2 separate regions of the Homo sapiens genome follow, and region 1 is linked to region 2. A link is a contact called in ENCODE Hi-C or POLR2A ChIA-PET data. All regions are on one chromosome and are shown on one strand. Each heading gives the region's core, a stretch centred on a gene start or an enhancer-like site at or near the end of the contact. The rest is flanking DNA. Distances are from core to core; before and after follow the strand shown. Region 1 overlaps VPS13D (vacuolar protein sorting 13 homolog D). Region 2 overlaps TNFRSF8 (TNF receptor superfamily member 8).

Region 1 (6,360 bases), core at 2,428-4,927, 310 kb before region 2:
GGAATTCAGACTGGGACCTGAGAGACAGAACATGACTGAACCTGGGTCCAGCAAGGCCTGCAGAGAGAACTGAGCACAATTCCCATTTCTTACATCAAGGGGATTGAGTGGATTCTGGTTCTTATCACCTTCTAAAGGTCTTTTCATCCTAAGGGAAGACTCTCACTCTAGGATACTGCCTTCGTATAACCCAGAGCTCAGTGGATCCTCTTTGGATGAAGCCATTGGCTCCTGGAGAGGCTGTACATATTATAGGAATGATTCTTGATGGGAGGTGATTTTGCAACTTTGAACCAATCATGCATTTTCTCAGCACATTTGTGTGTTCATCCAGAAAGTGAGGAGAGCCATGCTCTCTCCACGTCACAAGGATGCTGGCCAGATAAAGGCCACCACACATAACAAAGCATTTTATATTCATTTTAAAAGTCTTCTAAGAGTCCAATGTACTGTCATTACCATTACGAGAAAGAATGATTAAACCTTAACCCCAAATGATTGCCCAACAGTCAACTTTTAAAATCCATAAACAAATTACTTTCAGCCAAATTTCACTTCTGGCCTGACGTCTCCTTAGGGACAGCTCCCTTTACGGTTGGGCAGCCTTAGGAAAAGCAAAGGCATTTTGATCCAAATCTCACCATTAGGAAAGCTGATAAACAAAAACTCTATTCTAAACGTGTCCTAAGCACAAATAGAAATATAATATTTTACTGTCTATATTCCTTCCTCTTCTTCCAAATGCAGATAATTAATACTGATCAGTCTTGATATGACTCTGATAGCTTTGGATGGTTCCTAAGGATCTGGTACAAAGAGTTTAATTTACTAAGCCTTACTATGCATGAGCTATGTGCCAGGTGTCATGTGAGGTACACAAGGAGAAAGGTGAATGCAAAGTGGTCCTTCTCCCCTCCTCACATTCTCAATCTATCAGATGTACACAGCTGGTGACATACACAACCCAGACTGTGCTCTGTCATTAACTCTAACAGGGACAATAGAGCTGGGAAAATGTATTGAGTTGGGACTTACAGGCTGAGTAGGATTTTGATAGACAAGGAAATGAGGCAGAGGAGGGAGAGCAGAAGGACCATGTGTGAGCAAGGACTTGGAAGCACACCTGGGAAGCAGTACATAGCTGTGTGTGGCCAAAGTGCAGCATGGCTGAAGGATGGTGGTTGGAAAATTGGCTGGATTTATAGTTCCAAGGGCCTTGGATGCCGTACTAAGAAATTGTTAAGAAAAATGCAACAAAAGGCAAATGACTCAGAATTAAAGCATTAAAAGAATTCAAAGTCAGAGACCAAATGCATTCATGCCATCACCAACATCTCTTAGGCAAATAAATTTATAATTTTAGTGAATGCACATTTATGTAAAACTAAAAAACACCTGGGCTACAAACCTGGCCACAAATTCCTCATTTCAATTTCTTTGGAAGGAATGATCAGTAAGGAGAAGGCAGAGGTTACAATTCTAAGAGAAGTAGCAGCTACAATTCTAAGAACAGGTCTGGTTGATTACACCTTATGATACTTTGGGAACAGAAGCCAGAGAACGAAAAGGAATTGCAATGTGCACAACATTCAGAAAGCGAATGAGGAGTTCTCACCGGCTGTCGTATTTCAACTGCAAGGAGGATAAAGTAAGAGAGCTTGGAAGGCTATCAGGTACGCCAACACAGGATTTCCTCTGTTGTCAGCCTTTTCTTTTTTTTTTTTTTTTTTTTTTTTGAATTGGAGTCTTGCTCTGTTGCCAGGCTGGAGTGCAGTGGCACGATCTCAGCTCATTGCAACCTCTGCCTCCAGGGTTCGAGCAATTCTCCTGCCTCAGCCTCCCGAGTAGCTGGGACTACAGGCATGTACCACCACGCCTGTCTAATTTTCGTATTTTTGATAGAGATGGGGTTCCACCATGTTGGCCAGACTGGTCTCAAACTCCTGACCTCAAATGATCCACCCGCCTCGACCTCCCAAAATGCTGGGATTACAGGATTGAGCCACTGTGCCTGGCCTAATTTTTGTATTCTTAGTAGAGGCGGGGTTTCACTGTGTTGGCCAGGCTGGTCTCAAACTCCTGACCTCATGATCCACTCTCCTAGGCCTCCCAAAATGCTGGGATTACAAGCATGAGCCACCGCGCCCAGCCCACCTTTCTTTTTTTATAGCTGCAATCAGATTGATACAAAGGCGCCTCTGAGGACCAGCAGCAGCAGAGCCTGATGTCACCCATGACTTACCATGAGCCAGGCCATGGATGCCGGCTACAAGGTGTTCACCACTTGTGGCTGCATGGTACCTGATGTACTCCCGCTCTGACTGATGCCGATTGTCCATCGTCTTCCCTAAGCCATCTGATAATGTTCCAGCAAACTAGAAGGAGTTAAAAGCAGGAGAAGAGTTTTAAAGTCTTGGCACTATTTTTACTATTTGAATTACTTTAAATAAATTTAAATTAAATACAATTAGATAAGCCCATGCTGGTCTGTAGTGGTGTGATCTCATCTCATCACAACCTCCGCCTCCCAGGCTCAAGTGATTCTCCTGCCTCAGGCTCCCGAGTAGCTGAGACTACAGGTGTGTACCACCACACCTGGCTAATTTTTGTATTTTTAGCAGAGATGGGGTTTCACCATGTTGGTCAGGCTAGTCTCGAACTCCTGACCTCAAGTGATCTGCCCACCTAGGCCTCCCAAAGTGCTGGGATTACAGGCGTGAGCCACTGTGCCTGGCCAATAATTTAAATATAAATAAATTTAAATATTTTAAATGCAGTTACCTATACTGTCTGCCCCAGGTTGAGTGGTTCTCAAAAGGACTGGACACATACCAATTGGGGGATGCATACAATGGAGGACACTAGGCTTTGCAAAGCAACTACTAAAAATCTTTAATGACATTCACTTTCCAGAATACTACTCCAAATTTACTGAAAAAATCAGAGGTATAACAAAATAGTCTTGAGGGAGAAGTGAGCTTCAGGACTGTATCATGGTAAGAACATAGGCTCTTTGCTCTAAGAATTAGTGGAATTCAAAACAGGAAATGTGTCAGATTGTTGCTTTAGGGTTTGGTATCAAATATTTGGAGACATCAAACTCCCTCCAGTAATGCTGTCTTTCATTTATTCAATAATTACTGAGTACCTATGAGGTGCCAAGCTCCATTTGTCAAAAGCCAAAAACGAAATCGATGGAAAGATTAACAGGTTAGGTCACCGTTCATAGGAGGTGGCAGACTTGAACTCATGATTTCAAATGCAAACCCACCCTTTCCACAATTCAGAGATTTTATTTATCCTGGCATACTTTAACCAGAAAAGCTGTCTCATCCATCAAAGCTGGGATAAAAAGGACATAAAACTCTGTTTTGTCACAAGACAATCTGAAAAGGTTTAAAGTGACAGTTAATAAACCACAGAGTACTTATCCTCATCATTCAGGCATAAAAAGAGAAGGATATCAAATATATAATTAACCTTCTCAGGAAGGATCTACCAAAACAAGTGGTTTAAGTGCCAATGACCCAGGACTAACCTCTTAGAAAACTCACAGGAATGTTCCTTAGATACAAGGCTCAGGGGAAAGCCTCAAGGCAAGCTGCCTGCCTGGAAGGCCCAGGAACTGGGTGGCCATCTAGGGGCCTATTTCATTCTCCTTTGGCAAGGGGGTTAGGGTGCGTGTTACACAGATCAGATCTGCCCTGGAAACCTCAGTCATGAGGATTCTTGACACATGTGACAGTGAGTTCTGGGCACAGAAGAGGGACTAGTGAACACAGCAGCAATTCCATGTAAAGCAACAGTTCCTGGAAGAAGCTATGGGAAGACTCATGCCTTTTACTCAGTCCAAATATTTTACAACCTAGGGCAGTGATTCCTGACCTTTCTGGAGATGTAACCCCTATCATTATTTGTTTGCTTTCTGCCTTGCCTTCCATATCACTGCCTGTCTAATGAGAGAATTAAAGTTAATGAAAATTAATAACTTCCTTTAGGACAACTGGAAACACCACACGACGCTGCAAAGCTAGCACCGTGAATCACTAAGGAGTGGCTTCAGTCAGAGACCCCATCTGAGAGTTACCACAGTATAGGAGAAGGGCCACAAGCTGGGGCATCTGACCAAACTTCAGTCCTCCCTCGACCATTCTGGTAACTACATGACCCTGAGCGAGGTCACCTACCTCTGAGCCTCCTCTGCATCTGGAGAATAGCCAGAGTACCTACTTTGTCATGTGGCTGGAAGCATTCATGACAATGGCTCGGGGGCCTGGTATCTAGTTAGCATTCTTACTGTTCTTATTACTCTGCTACTAGTCCAAGGAGGAACATGCCTGCAGCGTTTGAGGGAAGCCTGTCAAAGGTTTAGAATTATGGTCATTTGCACTATAGTTTAACATAATAAAATCCTCTCTTTCCAGCAGATAAACACCAGCCTCCCAAGTAAGTTTTTGGAGTGGTACCACTTACAAAATTAGAGTGTTGGACTCTACGATTTCCAAAATCCTTTCCAGCTCTGGCACTGTGTGACCTACAACCCAAGGTAGAATGTCTTTACTAAATACTTCCTCTGAGCCCAGGACAGATTTAGGTACTGCTGAAGAACACAAACAAACAGCAGCCTTGAACCCTGCCCTCAAGAACTGACAGTCTCTTTGAGAAGGTAACAATCGTATACACAAAACAGTCAGCAGGAACCCAGGACACAAACTACACAGAAAGGAAATGTGACCTTTGTTTTGGAAAGAATCAATAAGAGTGCCTGCTATGTTTAGAATTATGTAGGCTGCCAGCGTTCTTCAGGTTCCAGACAAAAACGTGTCTCTCTGGTGCCCCAGACGCTGTGAGAACCACAGTTAAGTGACGCGTGCCCATGTCCTGTGTGTCTCCAGGGGACACATCTCCACCTGAAGAGACCCAGGAGCACCGCAGCCAATTCAGGGTCTTATTCAGGTCTTTCCTGTTTCTCTCAAGCTCTTATATTCTTTCTAAGAGCTTACATTCTCTTTCTTGGAAGACAGATAGGGTAAAGTGCTCTTTACCTATCGCTGGCAGCTAACTAGGAGGAAGTTAAAAATCCTATAATACTCCCCCACCAAGAGAATATGGGAGAATAATCTAGGCAGAATACCCAATATCACTCCCTCTTCTTCTACTCCCATCAATTAATATCCAAAGTTGATGAGTGAGCCTATGCCAAAAGCTTAATTTCCAACTAAGTCTGCTGTGGCAGCCTCAGCTCCCCAGCACCAACTGGGTCCTGGGTGTTCTCTATACAAAGACAATGTATTGACCCAAGGAGGATGGGATGAGATGACCTAAGAGATCACTCTTCCCTCTAATGCTGGATTCTTCCGTAAGATGAAGACCTTTGCCATGGAAAGGTACCTACACCTATCTCAACTTACTGTAGGACTTCTGTCTGAATTCCTGTTTCTCTGTCCATAAAAAATTGCTTATGCAAGCCAACTGGACTTGTCCTTTGCCACTTGTTAACAGTCAACCATTACAAAAGTCTTCACCCCTAGAAATACAGCTTTGAGAACCCAGAAAACTTGAGTAGATGTTGAAATCTATGATCCAACCAAACCTGTATTGATGAGTAGTTAATCAGATTTTACTGGGAAAGACGTTTTACAGAAACTAAACCAAAGCCAGCCAAATGATGGATACAGTGGTAAAGGCAGGGCCCTGGGCCAGTTCACTGCACTCTGAGGATTGAATCCAGGCTACCATAAAGCATGTGGCCTCCTTTTACTATGGAGGCATTTAGTTAGGCATCCTTAATTCTACCCCATTCCCCACCTCAGTGGGAAGGTAAGTCCTGCCCAGCCATTATTTCTCCCTCAAAGACAGCAGAAAACAAGTGGGCTGTGGAGGGAGGGAATTCCAGTGGTGCTCATCATGGGTGCCCTCTGGCCTTGCTCTTCTCTGAAGCTTGGAAGCACTATTTTACCCAGGTCCTTGACTTTGAAGATGGTCATCAAAACAGGGCAGAGATACCCAAAAGAGCTACACCATCATGTAGGGAGTGACTGGCCCAGGCCATCCTTCATGATCCCATCCTCCCACTGTCTTGTGACAAGTAAAGCCTGGAGATAGAGGTCCAGATTATTCAGACGAAGGAAAAATGAGTCCCGATATGAGCAAGTACAAATCCACTACACACCCAGTCAACCAAGCAATCCAACATGTGCAGAAGCCCTACTTGTACGGCAGGCTAGAGACAGAGAATCAGAAATCAGAAGTGGTTTCTGTCTCTTGCCTTCAAGACCTCAGTAGGGAAGTATGGATGTGGCATAATAGAAAGATAATCACACCTGAGTTTGAATTTTGACTGTGACACCCAACAGCTAT
Region 2 (6,292 bases), core at 1,504-4,003:
TGATCTGAAGGGTTCTTGGGGTAGCCCACAGAACAAGAAGAGGCCTGCCCACTGCGGGGCTTCCCACAGCAAGTTGGCCCCAAGGGTGGCTAGGTTCCCAGGCTGGCCTGAAAGCTCTGATTAACCTTGATGGGCTGAATTCTGCAGACATAGGAAGGGCTCGCTCTTGACAAGCGGCCACCAGGCTGGAATAAGGACAGAACCTGCCACTCAGCACAAGCCACACACCGAGTGGCATGTCAGGGAAGCCCCACAACCCCGTCAGGTAGAGACTGACACCCCCATTTCACAGACAAGAAAACTGAGTCTGAAAGAGATCATGGAACATAGCCAAGCTCATGCAACTGATAAATGGCAGAGCTGGGATTCGAGCCTGTGTGTGACCCCGCAGCGCCATCACCATCCGCACGCTGCTGTTGTGTCTGAGCTGCAGAGAATGGCAGGCAAGCCTCTCTGCCCTGTGCCTGGCTCACACCCATGGCCCCAACATTGAACACCTGCTCCCCTGGGTCAGCCAGGGGCAAGGGTTCCAGGGTGTTTGGCCAGCATGGGGTGCTGGCTTAGGAGGAGGTGCCTGGCAGAGGGGCCTGGTGGAGGGTGCAGGGGCCTGAGGTGTCCTCAGCAGCTTCTCCTTCAGCCCAAGGAGCCCCCCTTGAAGCTGAACAGTCTCGCCTTGACTAAGCTTTTCTCTTGGGCCGTGGCTGTGAATCTGATGTCCCCACATATTCTGGCCCAAGCAACCCCCACCCCACACTTGCCCCCCCACTGCAGAGGATCGAGGAAGTGGGGGGAAGAGAGAAGGCACCCGAGGAACTGTGGCTGGAGAGCCGCCTCTCATCCCCACACAGGTTTTCATTTCTACTTAGCCCAACCAATCAGTGCCCAGTGACCATGGGACAAAGATGACCAAGACCCAGCCTTGGGTCTTTTACACCTCACTGTTGGAGGGTGAGGTCGTGATGGAGCGAGAGACGCTCTAGGGAGGTCCCCTCGTTCCGTTTTAGGGACTGACCCGAGCCGTGGAGATTCTGTGAACTGTAGAATGGTTTTTACCACCTACAAAAGTGCCTTGGGAAACAATGGCTTTTCTTTGAAGGCAACAGCTTCCATCTGATACTTACCACTTGCTGTCCCTCTCTGATCGCAAATGTTTAGGAAGAGGTGTGTGGGGGTGTCGTCACAGCCTGAGAATTGCTACCTTGAGTAGCAGGGAGCTCTGTCCATCTGCCAACCTGGACGTGAGCACAGCCAGAGAATAGAAGGGGTCCGCTCATCGCTGGGCAGGATGGGGAAATCCACCCTGGCTCCTGGACTGAGTGCATGGCTGGTTCAATGGCTGGGCTGATGTGTGGGTGTGGGCTGGAGTCTTGGGGATGGGGTGGACAGGGTCTGTCTGTGGCTGTGGGTGTTCTCCACCTCGCACAGGAGACAGTCAGAGGAGGCCTCAGGCTGGCTGCCTGGGGTGGAGGCTGGCCCTAAAGTGCCACAAAGCTGTGCCCAGGGAGGCAGGCTGGGCTCCTCCCAGCTCAGACACTGAAGCCCAACACTCCCAGATACCTGTGGTCCTCACCCTGCCTCCCAGGGATCCCAGATACCTGTGGTCCTCCCCCTGCCTCCCAGGGCTTGGGCACTCACGCTGTTCCTTGGAGAATCCCTTCTCCAAAGCTATGGGGCTGCCCGGCCCAGCCCAGAGGGAGGAAGGCCATGGGGAGGCCCAGAAACCTTTCTTCGAATACCTAAAGGGAGCCTTGTGACAACAGTGGCATTTTTTTTTTTTTTTTTTTGAGACGGAGTCTCATTCTTGTCACCCAGGCTGGAGTGCAGTGGCACGATCTCGGCTCACTGCTGCAACCTCCACCTCCCAGGTTCAAGCGATTCTCCTGCCTCAGCCTCCTGAGTAGCTGGGATTACAGGTGCCCGCCACCACACCCGACTAATTTTTATATTTTTAGCAGAGACGGGGTTTTACCATGTTGGCCAGGCTAGTCTTGAACTCCTGACCTCAGGTGATCCACTCGCCTCGGCCTCCCAGTGTGCTGGGATTACAGGGGTGAGGCACCGCAACTGGCCGACAGTGGCTTTGAGTGTCCTCAAAGGGCAGCCTTTGGACCAGGGAGCGGCAATTACATGGAGAAAGAATTTGCCTCGAGTGATAAGGAAAATCTTCCAGCAACAAGAAGGACTGCCCCAGCAGGAAGTGGGCTCCCGGCCCCAGAAGTATCCAATCTACCAGAGACTGGCCACCTTAGTGCCTGGGGGTTCAGTGGGAATTCCTGCCCTGCTGGGAGACTCCCAAAGCCACTTCTGCTCAGGGGTTCTATTAATAACATACTCTCAATTTCGATGATCATGTCCTCAGCCTTACAGTTCTTTAAGGATTTTATGGATTTTTAGAGATTCAAAAGTTGTGTGAAGGGCCACTAGGTAAGGAAGTGCATTATTTTGTTGAAACATGTCAATCCCTCCCATCATGGGCGCCAGACTGCCCTGCCTGGCAGGCGTGTGCCTTCCAGCGTGCCTTACAGCTGCGGCTGTGGGTGATGCAGAGACACCCACTCCATCCTTGCACAAACACTGGGCAAACAGTGTCTGCCCACTTAAGCTTCTTCTGGCCAATGTCCAGGTTCTGGTGTAACCACCTCTCGCAAGGCCACGGCTTCTCCAACTTTCCCCAAAACATCTGAGCGGTTTCAGAAACTATCACTTCCTCCAGAGAGCACGTGGCTGCCCGATGAGTAAACAGCAGCCTTCCCGGGCCTGCCTCCAGGCGGTAAGTCCACGAGTCTCCAGGCTGCCCGCAACTCCAAGACTCATCCTTATCCATCACTCATTTGCATACACGTCTGAAGGCCCTAGGGAGTCAGCTGGCCAGCCGACCGGAAGTCAGGGCCACTACTCCTTAGCGTGAAATGTGAAAAACCCAAAATCCTGATGAAACCTCCAAACGGTCTTGTTTCCTATGGTCCAGAGTAAAGCAGATGCCTGGGTGAGGCCGTGGTGCCTCTCGACATCCACACCCCAAAGCGTGCAGAGCCGGAACCAGGTGGTGGGGTCGGTGCTAGTGGATTTGCAAGCAGGGCAGACCTAAGGAAGATGCTTCTTCATTTCCCAGGACAGAGTGGGTGGGGCCCACAGAGAGCGGTCAAGGACTCCAGGCAGGGCCCGAAGTTCCCCATGTTCACATGGGGAGGAAGTCCCTGGGCAAAGTAAAGCAGGTTCTCTGGGTTGGTGAGGGGCGGTCTGCAGCTGCTGAGGGCTGCAGACATCTGGGACCCGAGGCGCCTGCTGTGGCGGGGATTGGTGGGGACATTCTGAGATGAGTGACTTGATCCTGGGCCCTAGGCCCTGGGCCCACCGAGGGGGCTACAGGACAGGGAAGGTGGGCAGCACCAGGAGGGTCCCACAGTCCAGGCAGGGGCCCTCACACCAGTGCAGAGTACAGTGTGGCCGCTGCAGCAGAGACAGTGCCAGCTGACGACGCCCCATCCCTCGACTTCCCTTTTGACTCTGGAGAAACAACCACAGGCACTGGCTCCATGCCCACTGGGGGCCACATTTACAGTAACTGGGGGCATGCCGGAAGGGCCCAATGGGTGTCACCTCTGAGGTCCAGGGAGAGAGGAGAGTAGGGTTACAGGGGCCCCGGGAGCTGGCCTCACGACCTCTCCCTCGCTGGGCTGTGGGCCTGGTGGTTAAGGTCTGATGCCCAGGGCTCTGGGACCAATGCTGTTCTCGGCAGTGCCCATCCTGCCATCTGTTTGCTGCCTCAACCAACATCACTGCTGGGATCCAGTCCCCTTGGACTGTCTCTTCTGTACAAGCCCCGGATCCCCTAGGCTCTGGGTCAGGGGACAGCTAAGTTGGGGATGCAAGCAGAGACCACCAGACCCCTGCAGTGACCGGCCGGTCCACCACTAGATGCTGGAGCCTCAGTTCAGGCCAGATGGGCCTCTGCCCCCAACCTCGGTGCCAACAGTGCCATCCTGGCCTCCCAGAGGCCACCCTGCTGCCCTCCTAGCCCCAGCCCAGCCCAGGCCTCACTTTCCAGAGGCAGCTGTGGGCAAGGGGTCTTCTTTCCCTTCCTCTTCCACTGAGAGCATGACATCGCTGCAGCTGCCCAGAGGCGGTTCTGTCTCCTGCTCGGGGTAGTGGGGGGTATGGTCCGCCTCCAGCTCCTCCTCCAACTCGGGCTCTGCTGGCCCCGCCAGGCCCCGGCCCTCCGGCAGCTCAGCCTTCACGGTCCCCACGATCACGGTGTCAGCCTTCATGATGTAGATTTTCTCTGCAAGGCAAAAGGATGGGTGAGCGAGGGAGGCCAGAGCACCAGCCAGGATGGGAGCAAAGAGGCAGAGAAGGGCCGAGGCCCAGTGCTGGTACACCTGCCGGGTGGCTTCAGGCTGATGGCACAGCCTCTCTGATGTACCTTACAGGCATCCTGGGGGCTCAGAGGAAATAGAACAGCTAGGAGCTGGGCCTTGAGGAGTTAAGAACCAGCCCACTTGTACTTAGGATTTTCTCAGCACATCTCTGCGGATGGGTAGGGAAGAAGAGGACAGGGTGGGACAGAAAGCAAACTGTGGACAAAAACAGGCAAAGCCGTGGGTAACCAGAGCACGAGCAGAAACAGCAGAGCTGAGCAGTTTCCACACCCCCACTCCTGGGTCCCCAGCCCTCCTGCAAGGCGGACCCCATCAAGATTCCCATTTACAGGTAAGAATCTGAAGCCTGGAGAGGTTAAATGACCTGCCCAAGGTCGCCACGTAGTTAGGAGAAATCCCCCAAAAAAAAACCACCCACTCCGCCTGGTGGCCCTTTCTGCTCCTATCTGTGTGCCTGCAGCCAAAACCCGGGGTGACCAACTTGTCCAGCTTGCCCGGGAACATTCCTGGTTCTACTACTGCAAGTCCCGTGTCCTGGGAGTCCCCTCGGTCCGGGCAAACTCAGCCAGCCTGTCACATCCTGCAGAAAACCCGGCCCCCTCAATAGGTCTCGGCAGCCCATGATTGAGACAGCCTGGCTCAGGCCGTGAATTTCGGGGCTTACTGCTCACAGCCGGTCTCCTGCCTGCAGCGTGCATGGCTGTGCTGTGAGCACATGGTGGGAGCTTGGACGGAGGGCCGGTCCTCGCCACAGTCTGATGTGGGGGCTTCTGGTGTGGCCTTCTGATAGAGGGGACATGGGGGCTCAGGTTCAGTGGCCCGAGGAGCTGGGGAGTGGGGAAGCCTGGCCTCCGCCCAGCTGATGGTGTCTGGCTCAGGGTGGGCTGGCTCCCAGCTGTTCTGCGCTGGACTCTGGAGGCCAGAATGGGGAAGCTCAAGAGGGAACTTGAGAGCTGGGGTGGGGTGGGGGTGCAGGGACCCCTGCCTTTCTGGGTAATGCAGTTATACCCCTCGGATTCAGGAACCCCAAAAAGGTTCTCGAGTCCCCCACACCCTCAACCCTATTGCATGACGCTGGTTCTTCTATTCTGGTTTTGAACACCCCCAGGAAAGAGAGAAGTGCGCCAAACGGCAGCAAGAGGAGAAGGCCCAGAGTGCGGGACAGGCTATGGGCTGGGCGCCCCCACAGACCCCAAAACAGAGCAGGGCCTCAGCACTCCCCACACCTCCATCAGGCTTGTGGGCTCCCAGCCCTAGGAGCCCTATAGAGGGCTGGGCAAAAGATGGGGGCCGGGGGTGGTGAGAGAGGAGACCCCAGGAGGGGAGAGAAGGCCCAGAGGGGGATGGGCAGAGAAGATGAGAGGCGGGTGGGGTCAGGTGGGAGGGAAGTGAGGGTGGGGGTGCTGGATTAGGGAGAAGGAGCCACAGCTGGGGACAGGCTGGTCCCCTCACATTCCTCAGGGAAATGGGCAGGAGTCCCCAGGAAATCTGGAATTAACTGGATTCAAAGCGGTGGAATTGGCTGCTCTGGGTGAGGAAGCAGCTCCCACTGAGCTCGGAAGTGAAAGAGGGGTCTGGAAACTTCAGAGCCGGCCATGAGGGGTCTGCCCCGCTCTGGCTCTGCCCCCATCACAGGCTGCCTACTCCCCAGGCTGTGGGGGTGGCTTCCAAGGGCTGCATGGATTTCCTGCCCCCTCCCCAGAGCTCCAGAGTCCAGGGAATTCATCTTGGCTATGTGGGGAGGGCAGGTGAGGAAGTTGGGGGGAAAGGGGTTCTTCCCTTGCCTGGTTCCCAGGGGAAGAGGGACGATGTACAGACCCCAGTGTGACCCCTCTTGGGAACTGGATGGGAAGGGGGAACGCTACCCTGGGCTGGCATTAGGAGGACAAGGGGGTTGCCTGTGTCTTGGGTGC

The links. A loop is a pair of places that touch in the nucleus more often than their neighbours do. ChIA-PET counts read pairs that join two places held with the same protein, here RNA polymerase II (POLR2A). Pooled maps may share reads with other maps.
Region 1: a loop to region 2 is called in a map of CD4-positive, alpha-beta T cell, with 1.8 times the contacts of the local background. The contact joins two enhancer-like sites. A Hi-C loop is called at or near these places in 1 of 168 maps with a recorded cell type or tissue (CD4-positive, alpha-beta T cell), 1 of 37 single-sample maps with no recorded cell type and 2 of 50 pooled maps. POLR2A ChIA-PET finds 5 or more read pairs at or near these places in 2 of 52 experiments (HEK293 and activated naive CD8-positive, alpha-beta T cell).

What each region holds. Positions count from the first base shown.
Region 1 is chr1:12,452,013-12,458,372 of GRCh38, reverse strand. It overlaps VPS13D (vacuolar protein sorting 13 homolog D), which reads right to left. Exons shown (of 70, transcript NM_015378.4): 66 at 2,243-2,375. Among named protein-coding and RNA genes, the nearest start is that of SNORA59A, 52 kb to the left of the region's middle. Within about 2 kb of position 3,677, at least 19 of the 41 ENCODE cell types and tissues checked have a DNase peak (open chromatin) inside an H3K27ac peak, as active enhancers do.
Region 2 is chr1:12,140,277-12,146,568 of GRCh38, reverse strand. It overlaps TNFRSF8 (TNF receptor superfamily member 8), which reads right to left. Exons shown (of 15, transcript NM_001243.5): 15 at 2,362-4,282. The coding sequence ends at 4,038. Among named protein-coding and RNA genes, the nearest start is that of MIR7846, 24 kb to the left of the region's middle. RefSeq lists enhancers at 1-80, 1,161-1,220, 1,281-1,370. Within about 2 kb of position 2,753, at least 23 of the 41 ENCODE cell types and tissues checked have a DNase peak (open chromatin) inside an H3K27ac peak, as active enhancers do.